3 separate regions of the Homo sapiens genome follow, and regions 2 and 3 are each linked to region 1. Evidence: chromatin loops called from intact Hi-C (ENCODE). Cell type or tissue: adrenal gland. All regions are shown on one strand.

Region 1 (8,000 bases):
TGAGGACTTGGCTCTGTTATTTACAAAATGATGCTGTGGTTCTGAGATTATTTGGGACATTTTTGGCTCTCCTTTAGTGGACACCTAGAGCCACAGATTCCCTTCTTTACTAAACAAATCCCATGGATTCTGATTTCTGGGTCTTAGGATTTTAAAAGTGAAGGGATATTTTTCTTATATTTGTGAGTTCAGTTCCGATGGTGCCCGTGGTCAAAAGCGAAAAACATGGACAATTCCTATTCATTCTTAGCACTTTGACATGTCTTGGGGAAAAGCTTACATTTTAATTTAAAAGAAAGATCAATTATATCCATGCTTAACAGGATCAGCAGGAGCTTTATAAATGACTTTACAGAGACTAATAAGGGATTTGATCTTTCTTTTTTTGTTATCGAGGCTTTTGAAATGTGGAACTTGTGTGTTCTGCTTTATATGTTATATTCAATATCTTTTCAGATGCAGTCTATATTTTATGCTGAGTTTTAAAAATGAAATACTTTATGCAAACAGGCAAAATTGGTACCAAAGGGAAACATTAACCATGAGGAAGAGCATTTTTCTAAGGAGAACAGGTGACAATATACACATGTGCGCTAATCGTAAAATGAGCATCTTAGTCTTTAAAACACATCAGAATTGAATACGAATAATCTATTTGTCGATGAAATAAACACAACTCTTTGAGGATTTGAGACTACATTCACCCTTTATTCACAGTCACTTGCAGTTTTGCTTTTCTCTGCATTTCTCTGCTGTAAGATGACTGTTGCATTGTTGAATTGTATTTTGAGTGGATATTTTTGTTTGGTAACAATTAAAATTTTAAATCGTAAAAAATGTACATTTGCCCTTTCTCTTCCTTCTAAACATGTGTCTCTCCCACAGGTCATTCTCCTGTGACACGTGTACTGCAGAGTGTTTCAAAACCGGGCAGGCAATTAGCAATGGGAAATAAGTGGTCCACCTTCAATATTTGCTTGTTGTTCATTTACATGCTCTTGGCACCAATCCTAGACTCACGTGTGCCCCAGAATAACATTCAGACTCTCAGCTGGTCTTGTGTTACACATCCATGGACCGGTTCACTCCATCATATACAGCTCTCTGCTCCGTGTCCCCTGGGCTCAAGTCAAGCAGTCGGTGACAGATTTCATTCCCAATAACAGAATCGGTTTGCATGACTCCCCATACATGTTGCAGCTTTGAAAACATTCATCTCAGAGTTAGGTATAAAGACATAAAAATGTGTGTCAAGCCCTCGTTAGCTGATGAGGTAAATGCATGGACAACTTCCTAGGACTTCTCGGCTCTGCCCTCTGTGACCTTGCAGCCTGCTCAGGTCTTTGTGCTCTGTTCCTTATCAAAAACAGCACAACCCCCTCAATCTGCCCATTTAAAAATTGGTGGAGTGAACAAAGAGCATGAAAATGTTGAAGACCACAACCAAAATTTACTCAAATCAAAGTTAAGTACAGAGTTTATTTTTAACAAATGTCATAGCTATGTCACCTTACTACAGAATCCAGCAGTCAGAAAATAACACAAAAAATGCCGAGGTTTGGCGTAGCTGGTAGCTGGGGACAGTGTCTTCGTTTGATTACTGCCAGTTATTTCCAGCATGCTAAATCCCTACCCACGTTCCAGCCTCTAGGTGAGTCAGTGCGTCACTCTGTCTCCCGTCCAATTAATTATTTCTCATCACTCCCTCAATCCAAGTAACAAACCTTGAAACACGAACATAGACACCAGGCTTATTGGGGCGTGCACAGCCAAGACCCCAAGAAGTGACTCCTTGTAAAATGTATTTGTCCTTCTCAAAGCAAACCAGAGGCCCTCCACTGTCACCCTAAATAGAGGTAGGGAAAAATTCATGTGAGGGTTAGGCTGCCAGCCTTTTATTGTGGCATCCATCTATTGTCCATATGTATATTTTCCCAGTAATTGAAATTGGAAAGGAACTTATGGGCATATTACTGGAGCATCTGCAGTGCTTAAGTACTTAGCAAAATCTATTCAGCGAAACCACACCACTTAGTTTCTCCCAGGGGTAAAAAAAACCCTTGTGAATCCTGCACACATCCCTTCCTGTGTTGGTGTTTCCTTTAGACTGGCCTAGCCTGGGCATCACTGTAAAGTATGTGCAGTTGGTCTCTGTCCTGTACCCTCTACCTCCTTCCCTGTCGGAAAAGTCACCACTTTAGTCCCTGGCCACCAGCACACCCCAGGAGGGTGAGTGGCCTGAGGTAGTTACGGCACTTAAAACTCCCTTGCTACCGATCTGGAACTCAAGCCCCAAGACATCCCCTTAGATGATCTGAATACGCATTCAGGGACAGATCTAGGCAGTTTCTAAACAACACTTAGACTGGGGTCTAACGTTGACAAATCCTTCTAGAATTTGCCTCTTTGGGACTGAAGTCTAAGGGGCTGAGACCAAGAAGGGAGAGCACAAGACTAACTTTGGTCTCTTGACCTTTTCTTACCTTGCAACTGTCAGTGCCTCCAGCCAAATGCCTAGCACAGAGCTCAGTGGATTTGATTCTTCCATTCAGATACTCATAGCGATTGCACACTTTATTCTCAATCACAAGAAGCTGGGGCTTCCTTGAGAAGGCCAGCCCCAAAGGTACCTGTGTTTAAAAGATGAAAGAAATGGTTGCTGAACCCAAAACATGTTTAGGAGGAAAACCAGAAGAACAGAGCAGTGGCACTGGACCTCCTGTCTGTCCGTGAGGCTGCAGAACACAAGGCAGCTCCCAATGCCGCTGGACTCTCTGACCTTGGAGAGTGTAAACATCATATATGATTCTGTGTTCCTGAGATCTGGGTTTAACGATCTGGGCTTTGTCATGGTGTTTTACGTTCGTTGTTGTTTGTGTACTTTTTGCTTTTCTTTTGAAAGTATGAAAATGATTTTTACAATGTAAAGAGAGTCTGAGAAATGCAATTGCTATTCTTTTTATATACTTTTTCAGATTTTTTATATGCTTCTTTACTACTTACATCATAATGCACAATTTTATATACTGATTTTTTCAATCAATGTATATCATGAGTTTTTAAAATAATGCTACAATCTTCATAACTAATATTTTAATGGGGAGTGACTGCTTAATTGGCATGAGGTTTCCTTTTGAGATGAGGAAAATGTTCTGAAAATATGGTGATGGTTGCACACCATTGTGAATGTACTGAATGCCATTCAGTGGTACCCTGCAAAATAATTAAAATCCTAACTCTTATGTTGTGTATATTTTATTGCAATAAAAAGAATAGTCGTCATTTACTAAGAATTAACCTTTTCAGGCACAAGCTCTTAATGTGGTGTATCTCACTTCATCCTCACAACCGTCCTATGAAACAGGCACTTTTATCATTCCTGTTCTACAGCTGAGGAAACTGAGGTGTAAGGAGGTTGTGTAGTTCAGCTTGAGCCTGGGTCTGCGGAGTCACTGCCCAAATGCTTCCTCCCCGTGCACACTGGCCCCACTCTTGCTTCCAATCTTCCACATGTTTGTTCATAAAGTTCATTCTCGTTTCTTTTCTGAAGTCTAAGTTCCCATAATTATGTTGACATATTTCCATCTCGCGGTAACACTCCCAAATTATTTTCTAAAAGTGTGTGACAGTATAAAATGTTACTGGAAACAATTCTCCTCACCCTTGTGAGTATTCAATTTTTAAAAGATTAGCTAACATAGTAGGTGGAAATTGTCCTGATTCATTTTCTGATTTACACTTCCTTGACAATTAGGGAGAAGAAATACAACTAGGGACAATTCTCCTAGTTGTAGTTTTTCTTTTGTGAAAAACTGCTTTATTTCCTTTGCCAAATTGAAACAGAACATCTGCTAAACTGCCAGAGGGAATGCTGTTTTTCCAGATGGACACGCCAAGGATGTCTCAGTGCTCTCACAAATAATCGTTTTCCAATTTTGCAAGCCCAGCTTTGATTAGAATTTCTCAAAATATTTTGCTTTGCGAGCATGACACAGGCAAAAGCTGAGGCACTCTTTCTTTCTTCCCCCAAAGTGTTGGACTGCACTTAGATCATTGTCTCAGGTTCAGAAAACTGACACTGAATCTGGAGTTTACATGAGCAGCGTAGAAGAGGCTCTTCCCAGAGCCTGGCTCCAGAGCCCAGCTCAGCCCTAGCCGGGAAGGAGCTGCATGGAGGAAGCTCCTCCTGGCTACCAAGCATCGGGCAGGGGGTGCATGACGTGGACTGTGTAGATGGGTGAGGGAGCACCCTTTTCAAAATATTTTGCTGAAAATTAAGTTAGATATCACTGCTCTCAGATCTGCTCTCAGAGCAAGGCAAACATCCTGATCAGGAGGTAAACCCACCACTAGTTGCCAGGAAATTGACGCGGTCTGTGAGTATGTGCTGCCATCCAGTGGCCAATGTAGAGATGGCACCTCTGAGGGCGGGGGGCCACGGGTGACCTTGAGGATTGAAGCCCTCCCTGATTGGGTCCTGGGGAGAGGGCCACAAGATTAGCCCAGTGATTGTGGATGGGGCTGACACGGAAGAGCCCCTTGGCCTCAACACCTACTCTGCATTTGGAATATCCAAGTCAAGGAAGGTCTGGAAACATGAAGGGGAGAGGGGGAGAATTTCGACCTCCCTCTGAGAAGCTGAGAACACCCATTGATCTGATGTCATCAACATATAGAAAATCGATAAACAGATCTGAGTTATGTTTTGTGACTCCTCCTGGTCTAGTTAGTGTTCTGAGAATCATTTTCTCAGTGGACATGTGGGTGAGACCAGAGGAGACAGGGAGCCAGTGCAGGATGGTGGTTAGAAATGTGCAGAAGGGGGTGGGAGAGAGGACACAGCGAGTGGGCTCTGGGGTCAAGGCCCGGTTACACGCCGGTTATGTGATGTTTATTTATGATGATAGTGGTGATAGTGATGGTGATAGTAGTGATAATAGTGATGATGGTGGTGGTGATGATGGTTGTGGTAATGATAATGGTGATGGTGGTGGTGATGGTGATGATGGTGGTGGTAGTGATAATGGCAATGGTGGTGATGGTGATGGTGGTGATGGCGGTGGTAGTGGTAGTAATGATGATGATGGCGGTGGTGATGGTGATGATGGTGATGGTGGTGGAATGGTGGTGATGGTAATGGTAGTAATGATGATGACGGTGGTGGTGATGATGTTGATGGGGAGGATGATGATAAGTGGTGGACGGGGATGACGGCGATGATTAATAACCCTAATCCTCACAATGACCTTATATGTAAGTACAGATGAGAAAGCTGAGGCTAAAAGAGATTAAATAACTGCCCAACGTCACATGGAATATGGGAGAGACAGAACTCACACCCGGATCCTTATGATTTTAGCTTCATGCTTTCATCAGTTGAAGTATTGTAGAGGATCTGTTTGTTTTCTGGCTGCCCAGCAGCCTTTCACCCTACATCCCATAATTCTGGTGAGGGATCTACCTTTTGCTCCCTTCTGGGTATGAATGGGGTCCTGCCTCCACCTTCAGCATGGAACAGCTGATGCAGGTCAGAGCCAATCAGTGACGGGCTCAGGGGCAGGACCATGACCCAATTTCAGTCTCTCAGAGTGGACAGACTATTGTTCATGTAAGGGAGAGAGTGGCCTTTCTTATTCTTTCTCAACAGAGCCAGAGCCACCACAGCATCTGCAGCCACGGGAGTGTCACCTTTGTGCCCCAAATAGTGCCTACTCCATGATTGGGAGGGTCTGGGGTCTGGGGCCTAATGTGAGCCTGAAGACTTTTCAGCTCACTAAGAATTTGCCTTGTTTTGCTTAATCCAATTTGAGTTGGATTTTCTGTCACTTGCAAGAAAGAGTCATGTTAGATTCAACTCTATTCCATATTATTAGTAGGAGCTGCCATGGTGGAGTGCTTAGGATGTGCTCGGCACTTGATGCACTTTCTTATTATTTCCCTGTAACAGCCCTGCAGCCCACATCAGCTAGGAAACAATCAGCGAGAGCTCACGACTTTTCTAAGTCCCGACAGCCCATAGGCGGGAGCCAGGGTTCCAATTCAGGTTTGTCTGTACCACCCTGCACCTTCTCTGAGCCCCAGCTTCCTCAATGGTAAAATGGAAACAACAATACCTAACGCGGAGAGGTTTCTAGTATTTAAATTTTAAAATATGCAAACACCAGGAGCAGCCTGGCACACCCATAGGTGTCCCTCAAGCCAAGTTTCCTTTTATTTGGCCTCACTGCTCCCAGACTAAGCAGTGCAGAAAAAGGGAACAAGAAGTCAAGGAGGTGAGGTTTTAAATATAATAGGAAAGAGACAGAAATAGGGAACCCAGCTTTGAAATTATCTAGGCCAGTGGTTTTTAACGTTTTTTAAAAACCCAAAAGACATTTCATTAAATGAAAGCTTATACAAAAGGCTGATGTGCAAAGCACCATTTGAAAATGCTGGTTTTACAGGGATTAGAGCCAAGTGATACAAAGAGGTAACGTGTGTAGTTCAGGTCTATCTGGCTAGTGGCAGAGTCAGAACGCTTTTCCAGGGCCCCAGACTCCCTACGCCCTCACCTGCACCTCTGAGAAAGCGGAATTGAGACATTAAGAGTTTTAGTTTTCCTACTGCCAAGGGGGTAAGGCTGATGGGTATAATAATTGTCAGAGCATACTGCAAAGAGAAGGAATCCTTAAAATGTAATACAGGTGCTGACACCACATCCTGCACAAGTGTTCCCTATCTTGCTCTCACCCATCAACCAATATCAAATGCCATCCTAGATTTGGGGCCACGGGGCCTGTCTGCCTCTTCCCCAGATGTAGGTCCCCTGCCTAACACCCTCCCACACACGTTAGACATGTGGGTATTTGGGAAGAAGACTAGTTTAACTATAACTTTTGTTGTTATTGTTTTACATCATATTTAGAAACCCAGTCTGGTGAATTTCAAATGAAAAATAATCTAACACCCTTAACTTGAGATCTGGGTCAAAACCCCACTTACCTGGGAAGCAATATGAACGCTGAAATTATGATTAAGAGACTCAGTGACCTCTACTGGCTTTTTGCTTGCTTTTGGTGTAAGGGAAACATACGATCATTTAAAAAAAGATTCTGAAAGCAAAAAAAGAGAGAGACTCAAAGAAATGGCCCCCTCCCCTTGCCCACATCCCTTGAAGACTGATTATGGAGACATAGACAGGTGCCCAGGCAAAGTCAGGAGAGTTGGACAATGTTCATGGATAGGAATTTGTACAAGGATCTCTAAAATGCTCATTTTGTAACATGCACTGTAGGTCAAAAACAATTTGTTATACGGGCAATGGAATTGATCTCACCTTGGGTTTCTCCCCAGCCAGTGACATAACATTCAATCCAGGCGGTGACCACGTAATTTGGGGATGGCAGACAGGCTGGGATTACTCTGTCAGTGATGATGGCAGGCCTATAAGGGAAGTATTAGCAGTTATGTTTGACTGCCCAGCTGGGAGCTGCAGTACCTATAACTAGGCATCCTTACCTTGAGGCCCCAGAGCCCTCTGAGCTGGCACTGCCTTGCTTCAATGACACAGAGCAACGTAGAACACAGCGTTTCACCCTCACATTTGCCTGTGGTTGCCTATGGACTACACAGATGTAAGGTTTCATTTGAAAGGCATGAGTTGCATGCAAGAAGCTGAGGGTGGCCTTCACCTTTGAAAGTAGGGATGACAAAGGCGCACTTCTCATGTATATTCTGTGCACGACTGGGATCTCATGCCAAGTGTGTCCTTTCATATTAATTGAAGAGGGCATTGATGACTGGGCAGAATGTCTGGCCGAGACATCATCAAGAGGGTATAAAATTGCAAATGTGTTGTGTGCCCAGAGCAAGTTGCTCCATCTGGATCCTCCACTTCCTCCTTGTGAATGTTACTAAACCGTGGTTGTAAGAATCCAGTAAAATGCTAGACATCAAATGAAAGAGGATTGGAAATAAGCACCTTGCATGAACAAAATGGCATTGTCAAAGAACATTTATAT
Region 2 (8,000 bases), 370 kb before region 1:
GTCTGGTTGGTGAGCTCCCTTCTTCAGTGAAGACTTCTTTTGCCCTTTTTTTTTTTAATTGGAAAAGCTATTTTAGTGCTACATTCAGTGATGGAATGGAGCCCTTAGTTATCAGAACCTTTCTCTGAAAGTAAAGTGAAGAGCCCTCCTGTGTCAGGGCAGAGACGTCACTTGCATGCCTTTTACCTGCCCCTTTGTGTCGTTTTCTAGGTACTATATAAATCTGTGCCAGAAAATATATAAAGGGCCCCTGGGCTGCTCTGAAAGGGCCAGCATTTGCAGAAGGACCACAACTGGTGACGTCCAGGTCCTGGGACTCGTTCACACGCAGAAGCTGGGTGTCATAGGTAAGGCCTGTGGGTCCTGGTCCTTGGTTCAAGGAGCAGCATCTGAACCGGGAAGGTGAGGGTGTTCTCAGGATGGCAAGGAGAGTGAGCATGTGCTTTGGTGGAAACCTCCAGATATGATTGCCTGTCACTGTCTCACAGGCATTTTGGCTCTCCTGGCACATTAAAATAAGTGCTGCTTTGTATTATATGAGACTGCAGGTCCTAGTCTGTGTGTTTAGAGGGGTTGGGCTATCTCGGGGAAGTGCGTCTATCCAGGAGGAAGTCTCAGAATGTTCAGAGTTCCTCTGAAGTTCACGTTCTAGCTGTAGATCAAGTGCCTAAATTGGCATAAACACACGTGTTTGTTTAGGAAAGCCAAACAGTTGCATGAGGACTTGGTACAGGTAGTTCAGAGGTACATCTTTGTAAAATGTCTTAACAATTTTTCACGGGAAATTGATCTTGTACTTGGTTGCTGAGTGAAAGTTGTTTTCTTTCATTATTTAAAGGAGGAAAATAGAGGTTTCTTAGTAAGAGCAATTAGGATTTGTTGGAGGGACCAGTAAAGGAAAATATTCACCTTTGCCTCTTAGGCTGGAGTGGGGTTTCCCGAGTTGTCCTGATTCAGCCACAGGGCTACTTCAGATTAGCTTGAGATGTTGAGATGGAGAAAGAGAATTCCGAGAAAACTACTGCCACCCTTGATAAAAATCACACACAGACTCTGCAGGTTGGTAGGTGGAGGGAGAGCTGCCATACAGGAAGTGGCGCCCAGACCGCCAGCCTGAGACCCGCCCTCCCTGGGAGGTTCTTACTGCTTTAGAGGTCAGTTATTGCTGCCACTCCCACACTGCCCCAGAAGGGGGAAGGAGGGAAGGTCGTGGAGGGTTGCTTTTTCCCCTGTAATCTTGCAGTATATATGGATATTCGACTAGTCTTTCCCCAACTTCAGCCAACTGAAATGACTAAAACACTTAAGGCTTCCTAAAAGTTTGAGGCAGGAGGAGCAAAAGAGAGTAGTGAACACAGGGGGTGACATGGAACTAGATCATCTGACTTCTTAGCGGTGACCTGCAGGCCACCTCCATTTGGAGAGCACCATTTTGCAAGTCCAGCCTCGCCTGGCGGGAAGAGCTCATGCTTTCTCCTGGGACTGGCATTTGGCATCCTGAGCACCTGCTGACCGGAACGAGAAATAATCTGGTGTCTGACACCAAATGAGCTCTTAATCTTTGGCGCCAACAAGACAGCATCTAAGGACAACCACGGTGCCCCCATTGTCCGCTTAGGGAATGGACCCCTGTTGGGGTGGGAGGTAGACTTTTTGTTTTCAGAACCAACATGTCTCAAGCAGCTGTGCTTAATATATGTTTAATCCCCATCCACTCCATGGGGCAGCGTTGTCATCCGTTTCACAGGCTGGGCCCCTGAGCCGAGGAGGTTGAGCCTCCTGCCCAATCAGTAAGGGCTGTCTACACTATTAAAGTTTTTTCTTGTTTGATCCCATATGCCAGAAGTTTTAAAAATTTTCCGTAAAACAGTGGAATTCTTTTTTCCAAAATTTTACACAGAAGCCCAATATTTAAAACAAATTCAGCTGGAGCAGCTTTGAGTTTGGGGCAGGCCTGAGAGCCTAGAGTCCCACCTCCCACCTCACCATCCAGCAGCCCTCAGTACCTCAGCCTGTGTCCTGTGGAAAACACTCGGGAAGTGAGCACTGTGCCCATGTTGCCTCCACCGCATGCCCCTGCCTGGAAGGATCTGTGTGTGTGTGGTCAGGGTGGAAGGCACCTGCTTCCCCTGGACACCCTGCGCCATGCCCTGGAGACATCATCTGTCCATGCAGCCAGGCTGGGCCCAGACCGTTCCCAGAACAGCCCCCTGCGCAGCCACAAGCAGCCTCTTGGTGGTGGCTTGAGAGTTGGAACCTGGCGGCCATGCTGCCCCAGTGATACCTGCAGCTTAAAGCATGTACTCACTTTTCTCTCAGACCCTGCGGGTTCGAGGGCTCAGGTTTTTCTTTTAATGGGTCACTTTTAAAAGCAGACAGTGCTCGACTGAAAGCTAGAAGACCCTAGAAAACCACAGTTGGTTTCTGTTTCTGGCTTTTCACTTTTTCCATTCTGTGCTCTGTTATTACTGGGAGGCTCACATGAGGGTACCTGTCAGGAAAGCACCTAATATGATAGAGAGAGTTTACACAATTGGAGCGATAATGAAGGCTGCCATTACCCGGGGTCCCACTGTTCACATGAGTTTGTTGGGCACTTTCTATACATGCCCGAAACCTGCCCACTTTGGACAGTGCCCTGTTCTGCAGGTAAGGCCCTCAAGGCTCAGAAGCTCAGCAACCCAGGGCCACAAAGTACGGGAGTAGGAGGGTTTGGGTTTGACCCCAGGTCTTAGGCTGTGACAATTGTGCAGTGGGCCAGGTGACCACCCCTGAGTGTGGGAATGCAAGAACAGGTCGATAAACCTTTAGGGAGCCCAAAATTTATTTTCTTCTGGCCTTTAAACCAGATTTTTACTCCTAACATTGAAGCTTTGTTTGTTTGTTTTTTGTTTTTGTTTTTGAGATGGAGTTTTGCTCTTGTTGCCCAGGCTGGAGTGCAATGGCGCCATCTCGATCTTGGCTCACTGCAACTTCTGCCTCCCGGGTTCAAGCAATTCTCCTGCCTCAGCCTCCTGAGTAGCTGGGATTACAGGCACCTGCCACCGTGCCCGAATAATTTTTGTATTTTTAGTAGAGACGGGGTTTCACCATGTTGGTCAGGCTGGTCTCTAACTCCTGACCTCAAGTGATCTGCCCTCTTTGGTTTCCCAAAGTGTTGGAATTGACAGGTGTGAGCCACTGCGCCTGCCTGAGGCTTTTTATAATGCACTAGAAATAATGTCAGTTCAATCATTTGTGTGTTTCAGGTGACAAAGTTGTTGTCACGTACTCCAAAGGTTATCCGTGTGGTGGAAATAAGACCGCATCCTCCGTGATAGAATTGACCTGTACAAAGACGGTGGGCAGACCTGCATTCAAGAGGTCAGGAGACTGGGGGCTCAGAGCGGGACTGTGCAGTGAGCATACTGGAGGGAATTCCTCCTTGGGGTTTTCATGGGCAGGTTTTGGCTGAGTCTTAGGAGCTCAGGGCCAGAGCCGCTGATTGTGCTGTATTGGGCGGGGCTGCTCCAGGCAGGGAAGACCTCCAGATACAGTGCTGAGACACTGTTACAAGACCAGTGCAACTTCTCTGGGCTAGCTTGTCTCTTGAACTAGGTTTAGCACTGGCTGAGCAGTACTTAACTGACCTCTACCTTTGAATGTCATAGTAGAAACAAAGGGGCGTGGATTTGTCCCACCCGAGGTGTTCAAGCAGCCTGGCTGGGACCCTCGAGCAGCTGGGACCTGCATCTGGACCTGGGATGTGCTTGGATTATATTCAAGTTTTCCCGGCCACATTGCATCTGGTGCCAGGGAGAGCTTGGCCAACAGAGGGTGCATGTGAGCTGCTGTTTGTGAACAGAACTGATTCCTTCCAGACGCTGAGTTTGGAAAAGGGGTGACTCAGAAATTGCCAAAGGATTTATGAATGTATGAGTCTGAGAAGCTTAAACAAAAATCTAAAAATCTAGGAGCAAATTTTCCAGGTTTTGAATGTTGCACGGTTTACAAATTTTAAAAAATTTATATTGAATGCTTGCCTGCTTTGTCACATTACTGATGTGTGCACCACAGTCATCTTCCCTGTCCATTGTGGTGATGAAAAGAAGTGAGTAAAATAACCACCCTCGCTCCGAGCTGCCGTCAGTGTTGAGTCGGGAAATTCTGCCTAGGCCTGCGCAGCCCGGGGAGTGGGGGCCTCGGGACCCAACTGAAGTCTCGCAGCACCTTGACTGAAAGCCAGTGAGCTGCTTCAAGGGCTCCGCAGTGTTCATTGTTTTGCAGTCTTCCCTTATGTCTGGCTGGGGAAGTGACTGTAGCCTGTGCTTCCCTCCTCCTAGGTTTGATATCGACAGCTGCACTTACTACTTCAGCTGGGACTCCCGGGCTGCCTGCGCCGTGAAGCCTCAGGAGGTGCAGATGGTGAATGGGACCATCACCAACCCTATAAATGGCAAGAGCTTCAGCCTCGGAGATATTTATTTTAAGTAAGTAAAACGTTTTCCTTCTGAGCTGTGAAATGTGTTCAAAATTAAACCAGCAATGCCGCTCTTTCCCTATCGGGGAGCACTGCAGGATAAATAGGTCTGTGTTTTAGTTACTGTTGCTGGAGTCATCGTCATCTTTTGCTTAAACTGAGGAAAAGCGTTACTCAATCATTAAGTTTTAACACCAAAGATGGTGAATTCTCATGAGTGTAAAAATAAATCCCCCGTCCTTCTCCCTCTCTTCATGATAATCTCAGGGGTTGAAGCCGAAGCCTTCTGACATGTTTGAGCAGGAATCTTCTGGGCTTACCAGTGTTTAGAAAATAAGTTTCTCAGCAGTGTTACTGGGGCTGCTCTTGGGGGTGGTGGCCGAGGTGCACAGACAGGGCGAGGGCCGTGTGGTGCTGGATACGGCACCTGAGGAAGGTGGATTAGCACTCAGAGGCCAGAACTGGTTGGGGAGAAAGCCTCTTGAGAGGGAAACTGGTGTCCTCAGAATTGCTGTGGGGTCACAGACGTGCTGCCCTAGCGTGTCCGTGCTTCCTTTCCCTAGGAAAGGAAGCATCCTGGGGCCCTGCAGTGATTCTGAGGACTGAGGGTTTATGTCATGAATGCCTTCTTGAAGGACTTCCATGTCACTGTGATCTTTTCTGTCTCTTCAGGCTGTTCAGAGCCTCTGGGGACATGAGGACCAATGGGGACAACTACCTGTATGAGATCCAACTTTCCTCCATCACAAGCTCCAGAAACCCGGCGTGCTCTGGAGCCAACATATGCCAGGTGAAGCCCAACGATCAGCACTTCAGTCGGAAAGTTGGAACCTCTGACAAGACCAAGTACTACCTTCAAGGTAATCCGTGGCTTCCCACAAAGTTCCACATTTAACTTCCTCCAAGGAAGGGGATTAAAATTTTCAACTAACTCCCTTCAGTTGAAATCTCGGACCACTTTTAAAACAAAAACCTTGGTCTAATTCTTTACTTTGTTATGAATTTCTTGACAGTGGATTGAGCGATACGTGTCAGAACTAAGCATTTCACTGTAGGCAAATTGTGTCTTAGTTATCAAGTAAATGTACAAAAAAACTAAAACCTGGTCTGATCCAGTGGTTCTGAGGTTGGGTGGAGGCTGAGCTGTGCACAGTCAGAATTGCCTTTGATTTGGTTTTAACCATGACACTTCCTTATTTTGGAATGCCAAATAATATTAGAGAAGGGTAAGAGATTTTATATTTGTAAGAAGGATGAAAGGAAACTGGCCTAAATGTTAGGATGTAGGTTAAAATCAACCAGGACGCACATAGGGCAGAGTCCAGGGTGTGAAGGAAGGTTTTAAACTGGCACTAATAAGGGTGTTGCCCTTTGTTCCCTCACATAATCGTGAAAGGCTGCTTTTGTTTTGAACAGCTAGTCTTAACTATATACCTTTCATAATTTGATTTTTGAACCGTGTGTGGATGTAATAACTCTTTAAAAAAAAATGAAGTGTGTTTAAAGAAAACCCCAGCCTGCTCTGATGTCAAAGAGCTGCCGATCATGTCCTCTGGGAGGGGAGAGTAGTGATAGCTGAGAAGGAGCAGGTGCTCTGTGCCCTGGTGCTGAGCACATTGCCGAGAAGGAGCAGGTGCTCCGTGCCCTGGTGCTGAGCTCATCGCCGAGAAGGAGCAGGTGCTCCGTGCCCTGGTGCTGAGCGCATCGCCGAGAAGGAGCGGGTGCTCTGTGCCCTGGTGCTGAGCGCATCGCTGAGAAGGAGCGGGTGCTCTGTGCCCTGGTGCTGAGCGCATCGCTGAGAAGGAGCGGGTGCTCTGTGCCCTGGTGCGGCTGAGAAGGAGCGGGTGCTCCGTGCCCTGGTGCTGAGCACATCGCCGAGAAGGAGCAGGTGCTCCGTGCCCTGGTGCTGAGCACATCGCCGAGAAGGAGCAGGTGCTCCGTGCCCTGGTGCTGAGCGCATCGCCGAGAAGGAGCAGGTGCTCCGTGCCCTGGTGCTGAGCGCATCGCCGAGAAGGAGCAGGTGCTCCGTGCCCTGGTGCTGAGCGCATCGCCGAGAAGGAGCAGGTGCTCCGTGCCCTGGTGCTGAGCGCATCGCCGAGAAGGAGCAGGTGCTCTGTGCCCTGGTGCTGAGCGCATCGCCGAGAAGGAGCAGGTGCTCCGTGCCCTGGTGCTGAGTGCATCTCCACGACGGCAGCACCTGATGGAGGGAAGCTGGGTCAGCATCGCTGCTCCTGGTCACAGATTGTAGACAGCGCCCTGGTGCATCTGCTCATAGCACCTGTGGCCCCTGAATAGAACTGGGAAAGTGAATGTTCTGCTTTCTGGGTGAGTTGATGATGGGAAAGTTGATCAGCCTCATTCACTTGCATAACTCCACAGCACGGAGCTAGCACTCTGTGTTTCTCTGTTCTCTGCCTTCCTCACACTTCGGTGAATCCTTCAGTCATTCAGAATCAGATGTTGCATGTCACAGGTTGTGCCTTCTCTTGCTGTCCTCTTTCCCAGTGCTCGGTAAATCTTGATTAAAGGAAGGAAGGAAGGATTGTTTCAGAAGCCTTCAGGGGCCCTATCATGCAGAGAAGGAAAGTCTAGGCTCTCTCTGACACAGCTTGAAGATGTCTGAGAGGCTCCCATGTACCAGGGTAGCCTTGCAAGCTGCTGCTCCTACACATGCCTCAGCCATCAGGTTATTCACTAGTTCCCAAAGTCACCCTGTAACCTGGTGGGTTTACATATGCTGCTCTTGGTGCTGGAATGCCTTGGCCCACCTTCCTCATCCTTCCAAACCTACTTCTAGTGCCCCTCCTGGGAAGGCCCACCTTCTCATAGCAGGGTGACACCGCTGGTGTGTCTGCAGGATTCCAAACCTACCTCCAGTGCCCCTCCTGGGAAGGCCCACCTTCTCATAGCAGGGTGACACCGCTGGTGTGTCTGCAGGATTCCAAACCTACCTCCAGTGCCCCTCCTGGGAAGGCCCACCTTCTCATAGCAGGGTGACACCGCTGGTGTGTCTGCAGGATTCCAAACCTACCTCCAGTGCCCCTCCTGGGAAGGCCCACCTTCTCATAGCAGGTGATACTGCTGGTGTGTCTGCAGGAGTCTTCACGCTCCATCGCGCAGCACTGGCCACTTGTCTGGTTACACATAAGACCTCCACGTTCACAAGTGGTATGTCTAGCAGACCTTTGAGGATCCCCAGCTTTCAGAGTGCTTGTGCATGCGCATTTAGTCATTCTTGGTAAATAAAATCCCTTTCAGACCTTTTCACTTTCTTCATTCACCAGCCCCAGGAAGTAGCTTTAGTTTTAAGACATCTTTTCATCTTTCATGAAGAAATGAAGTTTCTATCTCTTCCTGAGGCTTGCCATTCCTTCGGGAGGGCAGAGCTGTCTCTCATCAGGACGTGGAGCTGCTGGGCGGTTTGCTTCCCCACATCAGCCCTGTGGAACAGTCCATTCAGCAGCCCCTGCTTCAGCTACTCCCAAGCGAGAATGTGGGGCCCTCCCGGAGCGGAGCCGCACCGCCTGTCTCTGGGCCCCAT
Region 3 (8,000 bases), 320 kb before region 1:
TTGGTTTTTGAGACAGGGTCTCACACTGTCATCCAGAGTAGAGTGCAGTGGCTTGAACACAGCTCACTGCAGCCTCAACCTCCTGGGCTCAATTGATCTTCCCAACTCAGCCTCCCAAGTAGCTGGGACTACAGGCACATGGTACCATGTCTGACTAATTTTTTAATATTTTGTAGAGATGAGGCCTCACTCTGTTGCCCCAGCCTGGTCTCAAGCTCCTGGGCTCAGACGATCTTCCTGCCTCAGACTCCCAAAGTGCTGGGATTAAGGCATAAGCCACTGCACAAAGCCAGTTCTGAATGTTTGACCCCAGGATCGGGGCATGGTGTGGCTCAAACTGGCAACTTTAGAGATTTGAGGGTTGGAAGTGGGGGTAATAAAACCTGTTTCTAAAATAAAAGGGTTTATTATTTATTAAAGCTATCTGCATGTGATTTCTCCCCTCCAATGCACCCAGCAGCCCTATGGGTGTGATGGAATGGGTACAACACACGTTTCAGACAGGGAAACTGAGGCCCAGGGCTGTGAAGTGACTCACTGCCATCGTACTCCACAGTATTCTGGTTAGGGGAGCCATGGACTTGATGCAGACAAAGCAGTGTGGAGGGACGGGGGCAGGAAGGATGTGTCGACCACCCAGGAGGGGCTGTACCAGGAACTGAAAGGGTCGAGAGGCCTCCACCCAACACCCTCTGTTCTCCCCAGAGTCCACTCTTTCTGCCTGTCTCAACTCTAAAGAGGAAGGGGCCATTCTTCTGCCCTCCAGCCTCTACCATGTCTAGGCATGTGCCAGCATCACCATGCTCTGTGCTATGGGAGGTAGGACTCTTGGATGTCCCTCCACTCCTGGTTTTCTTCCCCAAGGCCTCTAAACGCAGGGAATATCTGCCTTCTCCAAAAACCCAAACAAAACAAGCCCTTCCCAGCAGCCCATGCCTGTCTTTTCCTCTGTCCCCTCCACCTTGATATCTTCCCTCCCCTGGCTTTTGGTGCATGGGAGCCTCTGATGTCCTCCTAACCTTTGGTCCCACCCACATGTGACCATAAGGCACAGTCTATCTCAAGAAACTTAACAACTAATAGCTTACTATTGACTGGAAGGAAGCTTTGCCAATCACATAAACAGCCAATGAACACATATCTTGTATGTTATATGTATTATACACTGTATTATTACAATAAAGTAAGCTAGAGAAAAGAAAATGTTAAGAAAAACTTAAGGAAGTGGAAAAACATCACGAAGTGGAAGTGAATCATCATCAAGGTTTTCACCCTCATCATCTTCACGTGGAGTTGGCTAAGGAGGAGGAGGAAAAGAGGGCTTGGTCTTGCTGTCCTGGAGGGCAGAGGCAGAAAAGGTGGAAGAGGTAGAAGAAGAGACAGGCACACTCGGTGTAAATTTTATTGAAAAAAAAAAATCTGTAAGTGGACCCGCGCAGTTCAAACCCATGTTGTTCGAGGGTTAGTTGCATTTGATATTTGCTGAGTGATTCATCAGAAACTTTGAATTTGTCTTATGAAAATGTAGTAGGAGAAAACTCTGTGAAACAGCCCAGGGATACCGAGTTTGATGAACTGCATTTGCTTTGCTGAAGAGAGGATGGAAGGGTGTAGTCCTGACTCACACATGGTTCTGTGCTTTTCGTCCTCCTCTTGCCGTGGTATGACTGGCAGTTCAACCTGGTGTGTGCTGACTCCTGGAAGCTGGACCTCTTTCAGTCCTGTTTGAATGCGGGCTTCTTGTTTGGCTCTCTCGGTGTTGGCTACTTTGCAGACAGGTATGTAAAGGCCAGTCCAGGTAAGCCTCCTCTGAATGTCATGAGAACAGATTCTAAGGGCGAATCTGTTCTCAGTGGTGGAGAACATGACCAGTTGGAATTAACTGCAGAAGCTGCTGGAGACAAGACACAGTGGCCCCTGCTTTGGGATACTGTGGGGCTACCAGGGGAGTGGTGGAGAGATTTGAGGTGTGTTTCAGAGTCCAAGCTGCATGCAGATTGTACAGTTAGTGGGCTGAGAGAAAGCGGGGACACAGCCAAGATTGATGCTTCCAGCAGGTGCCTGGTCGTGAGGCCATTTTGAGATGGGATGCAGAGGGTTAGGAAGGGATTTTGTTGCAGCGGTTGATAGGGGAGAGGTTATGGAGGAAACTAGGGCTCTTAGAGATGTTAGGTTTGGAGATGAGTTGCACGGCCTGAGACATCTACGAAGAGATGCCAAGGAGCCACTTGGGTATGTGAGTGAGCTCTGGAAAGGGGTCTGGGCTGGAGTTCAATATCGGGGGTTTGTCACCAGTAGTTGGTATTTAAGGCTGTACAGCATATCAGGATGTGCTGGAAGAGGGTGTCGAGAGAGAACTGCAATGCAGAAAGGTAGGCAGGGAAAGTGCCCTGGGAAAGGAGACAGGAAAAATGGCAGCGAGATCGAAGGACAACTGTTCTCCAGGGCGCTTGTGGAAATGCACCAGGAGACCACGAGGAGGAGTGGTCAGAATCTGCTGTGGGGGGCCTGGCACCCAGGACAGGGTGGTTGGAGAAAACCCGAAGGCAGGAGAGTGGAGTTGTGTGAACAACTCTTTAAAAGAGTGTGGGGAGGGTCCAGGATGAGGAGGCTGATAGGGGAGGGAGTCAGGGATGCAGGAAGAAGACAGGGGCCAGGGAACCCAGGCCTGGCTGGGGGTCTGAGGCCCAGCTCAGAGGTGGAGACAGAGAGAAGGGACAGAGAGCCAGGTGCTGCCGCAGGAGACAGGGAGAGGGGACAGAGCCAGGTGCTGCCCCAGGAGACAGAGAGGGTACAGAGCCAGGCGCCACTGCAGGAGACAGGGAGAGGGGACAGAGCCAGGTGCCGCTGGAGGAGACAGGGAGAGAGGACAGAGCCAGTCACTGCCCCAGGAGACAGGGAGAGGGGACAGAGCCAGGCACTGCCCCAGGAGACAGGGAGAGGAGACAGACCCAGATGCCGCTGCAGGAGACAGGGAGAGGGGACGAAGCCAGGTGCCGCCACTGGGGCTGAGCATCCCTGGTTAGAAGACGTGGGTTCTGGCAGAAGTTCCTATGTTTTCACAAAGGGCAAGGGTTTACTGGCCGGTTTGGGGCTGTCCTGAGGCGGGGTGGAGGTCTGAGGCCAGGGGACACAAGGTGGACAAGTGAAGTGGCCTAGTGGAGGCAGATGGGGGTGGCAGAGGGGACGGGGGCGGCAGGCGGGTGGGGAGCGTGGGTGGGCGGGCACACTGCATGGTCTGCCCTTGGCTTCTTTCCTTGGCTCTTGGAGAACATGGGGTGTGGTCAAAAAATTGGGTGGGAACAGTGCAATCCCAGCGAGTAATTTGCCCATTTCATTCCCGGAAAAAGGAGAAGAGAAACAGCCCTGTATGGCTACACTATCAGAGCTGAATATGGCACTGAAAAGCTTCCATGATGGTTGATAAGACTATGGGAGGAAGGAAGCCTGGTTTGGGTGCAGCCTGACCAGTGGCGATAATAATGATGCCATCTGCTAAATATGAAGATAAGGCAAGGGGACAGGCGTGAACTGGAGAGGGTCTGCGGGCACTGCCCGGCTGAGCTGTGATGCTGCTGGGAGCGCTCAGACTCCTCTTCAGACCCGGAAGGGCTGCGGAGCTTGTTGGGACAGATGAGCAGGCTGGGCGGTGCACTGGGCACTGCTGTCCTGATAGACCCTGCAGTCTCCCAGGACAGTGGTGCGGTGGCCTCCGACTGTGACCCTTGGCATCCCACCATGCATGTCTGACCCCAGATTTCAACCTCTCCCACCTGCCCTCCATGTCTCCTTCTCTCTGAAGGTTTGGCCGTAAGCTGTGTCTCCTGGGAACTGTGCTGGTCAACGCGGTGTCGGGCGTGCTCATGGCCTTCTCGCCCAACTACATGTCCATGCTGCTCTTCCGCCTGCTGCAGGGCCTGGTCAGCAAGGGCAACTGGATGGCTGGCTACACCCTAAGTAATTATCATGGGGATGAGGCCAGGTCTCAGGGTAGAATGGGATGGGCCTAACGTGGGTAGGGGGTTGTTTGTGGGGTCAAGGAGCTTGCGGGGCACCAGTTCCTTGTATTTATGTGACTAGGGCAGGACATGGGCTAGAATGGCCTCCTCTCTTTTTGTGTCTGAGACACTTAAATTATCACTTAGATTACTGACCTATTAATCAACTAATCTATTTGGGGAACAAAAAGACCCCATGCTGATGTGCTCACAGCAGTCAGGATGGGGTGCAGAAGAGGAGATAAGTGAGAGAATATTCTAGCATTTTACATAAGAAAGAACCAGCAACTCCTTAAAATAAATACAGCAAACTTGACGGGCTTGAATGGCACTCAAGAATTAGGAAAGAAAACAGGAGCAAATAAAATAAGGATTGTGAAAATCAGGATTTTGAAAAAGTTGAAGTATAAACCAACATGAGGAGTTTTACATATCAGCCTTTTTTTCCCTTTCAAATATTCTAAGGTTAAGAATACAAAACAAAAAACCCTTTCCGGGAGGAATGCAGCCTAAGAGTCATCTGTACTTCCCCAGGCCAGGGCACGGCAGCCAGCAGTGAGGATGAGCCACACTTTTACTCATTTGTGGGGGAGAAAAAAGAAATAGCCTGTCTTTTCATCTTTGAAAACAAGGTGCTATCACTTGGCATTCTGAGAACTCATTCACTAGGGCCAAGAGGATCCACGTTCCCGCCTTGAGAAGCCATGAGCAGCCTGGTGAAGCTGAGCTGGCTCAGCCCCATGCGTGTGGAGCCTGTGACAGCCTCTGCTGCTAGGCACCGTCCCACACATGGTTTGGGGGGTCTGACCCGGGGCCACATCCACGCTCCAACACCACCCGCAGCCCCTCCACCCACGACTCCCCTGACTTCCTTTTCCCCTTTTCATTTTTGTTCCCGTTACACGTATCACGCTCTAACATAGGATTGCATTCTCTTATCTGTGATGTGGAGCGTCTGCCAAATGAGGTCTCCCAGGGCAGGACTCTACCTCCTATGCTTAACGATGTGCCTCAGACACCCCGCACAGTACCAGGTCCCCAGGAGGCACTCAAAGATATTTGCTAAATGAATGAACACCCCTGGGGTCCTGACAAATATTCCAGCTGAGTCTGGAGCTTCTCGAGGAAGGCGTTGGGGAGGAGAGGCCAGTGGACTGAGTCCTGAAGCAGGCAGAGGGGAGTGCAGATGGTAAAGGAGCAGACGCGGAAAGCGACGGTCAGGGAAAAGCCAGAGAGCCAAGCAGCCTGGTGGATCTCCGGGGCCTTGGTTTGATGGGTCCGGGGCCCCGGTTTGATGGGTCCGGGGCCCCAGAGAGAAGGGGAGGCGTGAGCGCGGCTGTGGTTTGCGGGAAGGAGAAATGGGAGACACACAAGAGAGAAGCCTGGGAGCAGGTGAGGCTGGGCAAGGCCGGGTGGGAGCTTCCCGCGGGGAGACAAGCTGGACTGGGGCCCCGAGCTTCTGAACGCACGGCGTCGGGCTCCTGGGCTCCTGCAAGGAACCCGCATAACGTCCACACCTCCTGTTTCAGTCACAGAATTTGTTGGCTCGGGCTCCAGAAGAACGGTGGCGATCATGTACCAGATGGCCTTCACGGTGGGGCTGGTGGCGCTTACCGGGCTGGCCTACGCCCTGCCTCACTGGCGCTGGCTGCAGCTGGCAGTCTCCCTGCCCACCTTCCTCTTCCTGCTCTACTACTGGTGAGGCCCTTCCTCCTGCCTACGGGGAAGGGGCGCCGGCCACCCCTCTGGCTGCGCTTTCTGTCCTCTCGAGGGACCAGTCTCTTGGAGTGGGGGGCGCCTACAGGCCGTCTTCCAAAGGCCATGGTGTCCACATGCATAACGCATGGGGCTGCGCGGAGCCCGGCGCTTCCCACACTCATGACGCATAGGGATGAGCTGGTCCCGGGGTTTCCCACACGCATGACGCATAGGGATGAGCTGGTCCCGGGGTTTCCGACACGCATGACGCATAGGGATGAGCTGGTCCCGGGGTTTCCCACACGCATGACGCATAGGGATGAGCTGGTCCCGGGGTTTCCCACACGCATGATGCATAGGGATGAGGGGAGCCTGGGGCTTCCCACATGCATGATGCATAGGGATGAGCAGAGCCCGGGGTTTCCCACATGCATGATGCATAGGGATGAGCAGAGCCCGGGGTTTCCCACACGCATGATGCATAGGGCTGCACAGAGCCCGGGGTTTCCCACAGGCATGATGCATAGGGCTGCACAGAGCCTGGGGTTTCCCACACGCATATCGCATGGGGCTGCGTGGAGCCAGCGCTTCCCACCGCTTGTACTGTTCAGGTTGTTCTGTTATTACCAGGCGGCCCAGGTTACATGTGGAGCTTTCCTCAGACAAAGCCTCTTTAGATAGGTTCCCCCAGATAAAGGTGGGCCATGCCAAGAGTCGGACAGAAATCCAGGAAAACTCAGGGCCTCAGCATGTGCACTTTCCAGAAACACAAGGCTGAACCTCACTCCCGGGTGAAGGAGGCAGCTTTTTGAGGGTTGCTCAGTGGCCTTGGGAAATCTGTATCAGCGTCCAGTGGTAGGAAAGGCTCCACAGGTGGCAATCCCACTGCAATGGCTACCACTCCCGAGAGTCCCCTAGAGTCCGTCCCAGGGGTGCTGGCATGAAGTCAGATGCTCTGTTATCTTCTTGATCCTCTCCCTCTTCCCCCTCTTCTCTTCCTCTCTGCTGTCATCTCTGCTCTTCTCCCACTTCTTCATTTTTATAGTACTATTGGTATTATTATTAAGACACTGAAATACCTCTCATCTAGCCATAGAGCAGGCATTTGATCTTGATTGAATGAATGAGTGACAGAATGAAGGAACAACAGGCCTGCTCAATGCAACCTTCTCTGGGGACTGTGTACCCTGAGCCATTATGACACAGAATCAGTCCAAACAAGGTGTTAATCATATTAGCTGTGAGTGCTTCGCAGAGTCTGAAGGGCAAAGAACTCCACAGGTCAGTTTTTATTGTGGTGGAGGGAAGAGGGGGTAGCAGAAAGGTCCACAGAGAGGAATTTCTCATCCCTCCACCTTTTGTCTTAGTTTTGCTGAGAGCAGACCTCATCTGTGGGTGGCACTAGAGTTAACCCAGTCTCTCTAAATGAAAGAGTTGTACACGTATGGCCAGGGAGTTCTGAGGAGCCTGCCCTTCCCCTGCCTCGTCCTTGTGAAACAGGGATCTCTCCAGCAGAAAGGCAAATTCTGCATGCTCAGGCAGGGTGAGGCAGTCAATGCCGGCCAGCTTTCAGAAGACCCTTATGCCAGAGAGGCCCAGTCTTTGAGTTGTACCCTCCTCGTCCCATTTGAAATAGACAGCATGGTGTTGATTTGATTTTAAAGGACAGTAAATACATTTTATTTTGTTTGAGAAATATTTTGAGAAGTGTTCAACAGCCCTTGTATTGCCTGGAGATGTCCTGGTGTCATCGGGTAATATACATGGAGCATCTGCTCTGTGAGTGTTTTCCGTGGGGGACAAAGGCTGCCCCAGGAGAGATGAGGCCCCTGCTGCACAGAAGGAAGGCTACATAGGAAGCGATGGCTCCCTTTTGGTCTATAAATCTTAGGTGACACTAGGAGTCTGAGTGACCCACAGAGCTGTGACCTGGGCCACATGGGCTAGCGCACAGTGACCCCAGGTCCTCATCCTCTTGAGGGATTACAGCCCCAACGTGGGGAGGGCAGGCTGCACTGAGCAACAGCATCACCCCGCTCAGGGCTGAACGTCAGACCGAGGAAAATGCCAGATAGTGATGAGTGGTGTTCGCAGGTGTGTGCCGGAGTCCCCTCGGTGGCTGTTATCACAAAAAAGAAACACTGAAGCAATAAAGATAATGGACCACATCGCTCAAAAGAATGGGAAGTTGCCTCCTGCTGATTTAAAGGTGAAATCTAGGAAGGGGTATCTCACATCACTGAATCTGGGGCTGGGTTCTGGTGCAGATTCGTCTGGGGCTGCCAGGGGAAAGAGCAGAACTGT

What was found. A loop is a pair of places that touch in the nucleus more often than their neighbours do. Peaks named below come from ENCODE experiments on the same cell type or tissue, not always from the same donor. Only the 100,000 strongest peaks of a DNase experiment are listed, where the experiment ranks them.
Region 2: a loop joins it to region 1, with 2.7 times the contacts of the local background. A loop is called at or near these places in 68 of 110 quality-filtered maps.
Region 3: a loop joins it to region 1, with 4 times the contacts of the local background. A loop is called at or near these places in 95 of 110 quality-filtered maps.

The regions. Positions count from the first base shown.
Region 1 is chr6:160,451,741-160,459,740 of GRCh38, forward strand. It overlaps SLC22A3 (solute carrier family 22 member 3), which reads left to right. Exons shown (of 11, transcript NM_021977.4): 11 at 1-837. Among named protein-coding and RNA genes, the nearest start is that of SLC22A3, 110 kb to the left of the region's middle. In adrenal gland, a CTCF peak has its summit at 4,404 (motif pointing left); a DNase peak (open chromatin) is centred at 4,301; H3K4me3 peaks cover 496 bases; H3K27ac peaks cover 946 bases.
Region 2 is chr6:160,084,785-160,092,784 of GRCh38, forward strand. It overlaps IGF2R (insulin like growth factor 2 receptor), which reads left to right. Exons shown (of 48, transcript NM_000876.4): 41 at 211-347; 42 at 3,249-3,363; 43 at 4,323-4,469; 44 at 5,132-5,319. Among named protein-coding and RNA genes, the nearest start is that of SLC22A1, 33 kb to the right of the region's middle. In adrenal gland, a CTCF peak has its summit at 3,801 (motif pointing right); a DNase peak (open chromatin) is centred at 3,597.
Region 3 is chr6:160,128,430-160,136,429 of GRCh38, forward strand. It overlaps SLC22A1 (solute carrier family 22 member 1), which reads left to right. Exons shown (of 11, transcript NM_003057.3): 2 at 1,675-1,778; 3 at 3,803-3,957; 4 at 5,528-5,696; 5 at 7,791-7,905. Among named protein-coding and RNA genes, the nearest start is that of SLC22A1, 11 kb to the left of the region's middle. RefSeq lists an enhancer at 5,463-6,662. In adrenal gland, no CTCF peak of the experiment used is centred here; no DNase peak of the experiment used is centred here; H3K27ac peaks cover 212 bases.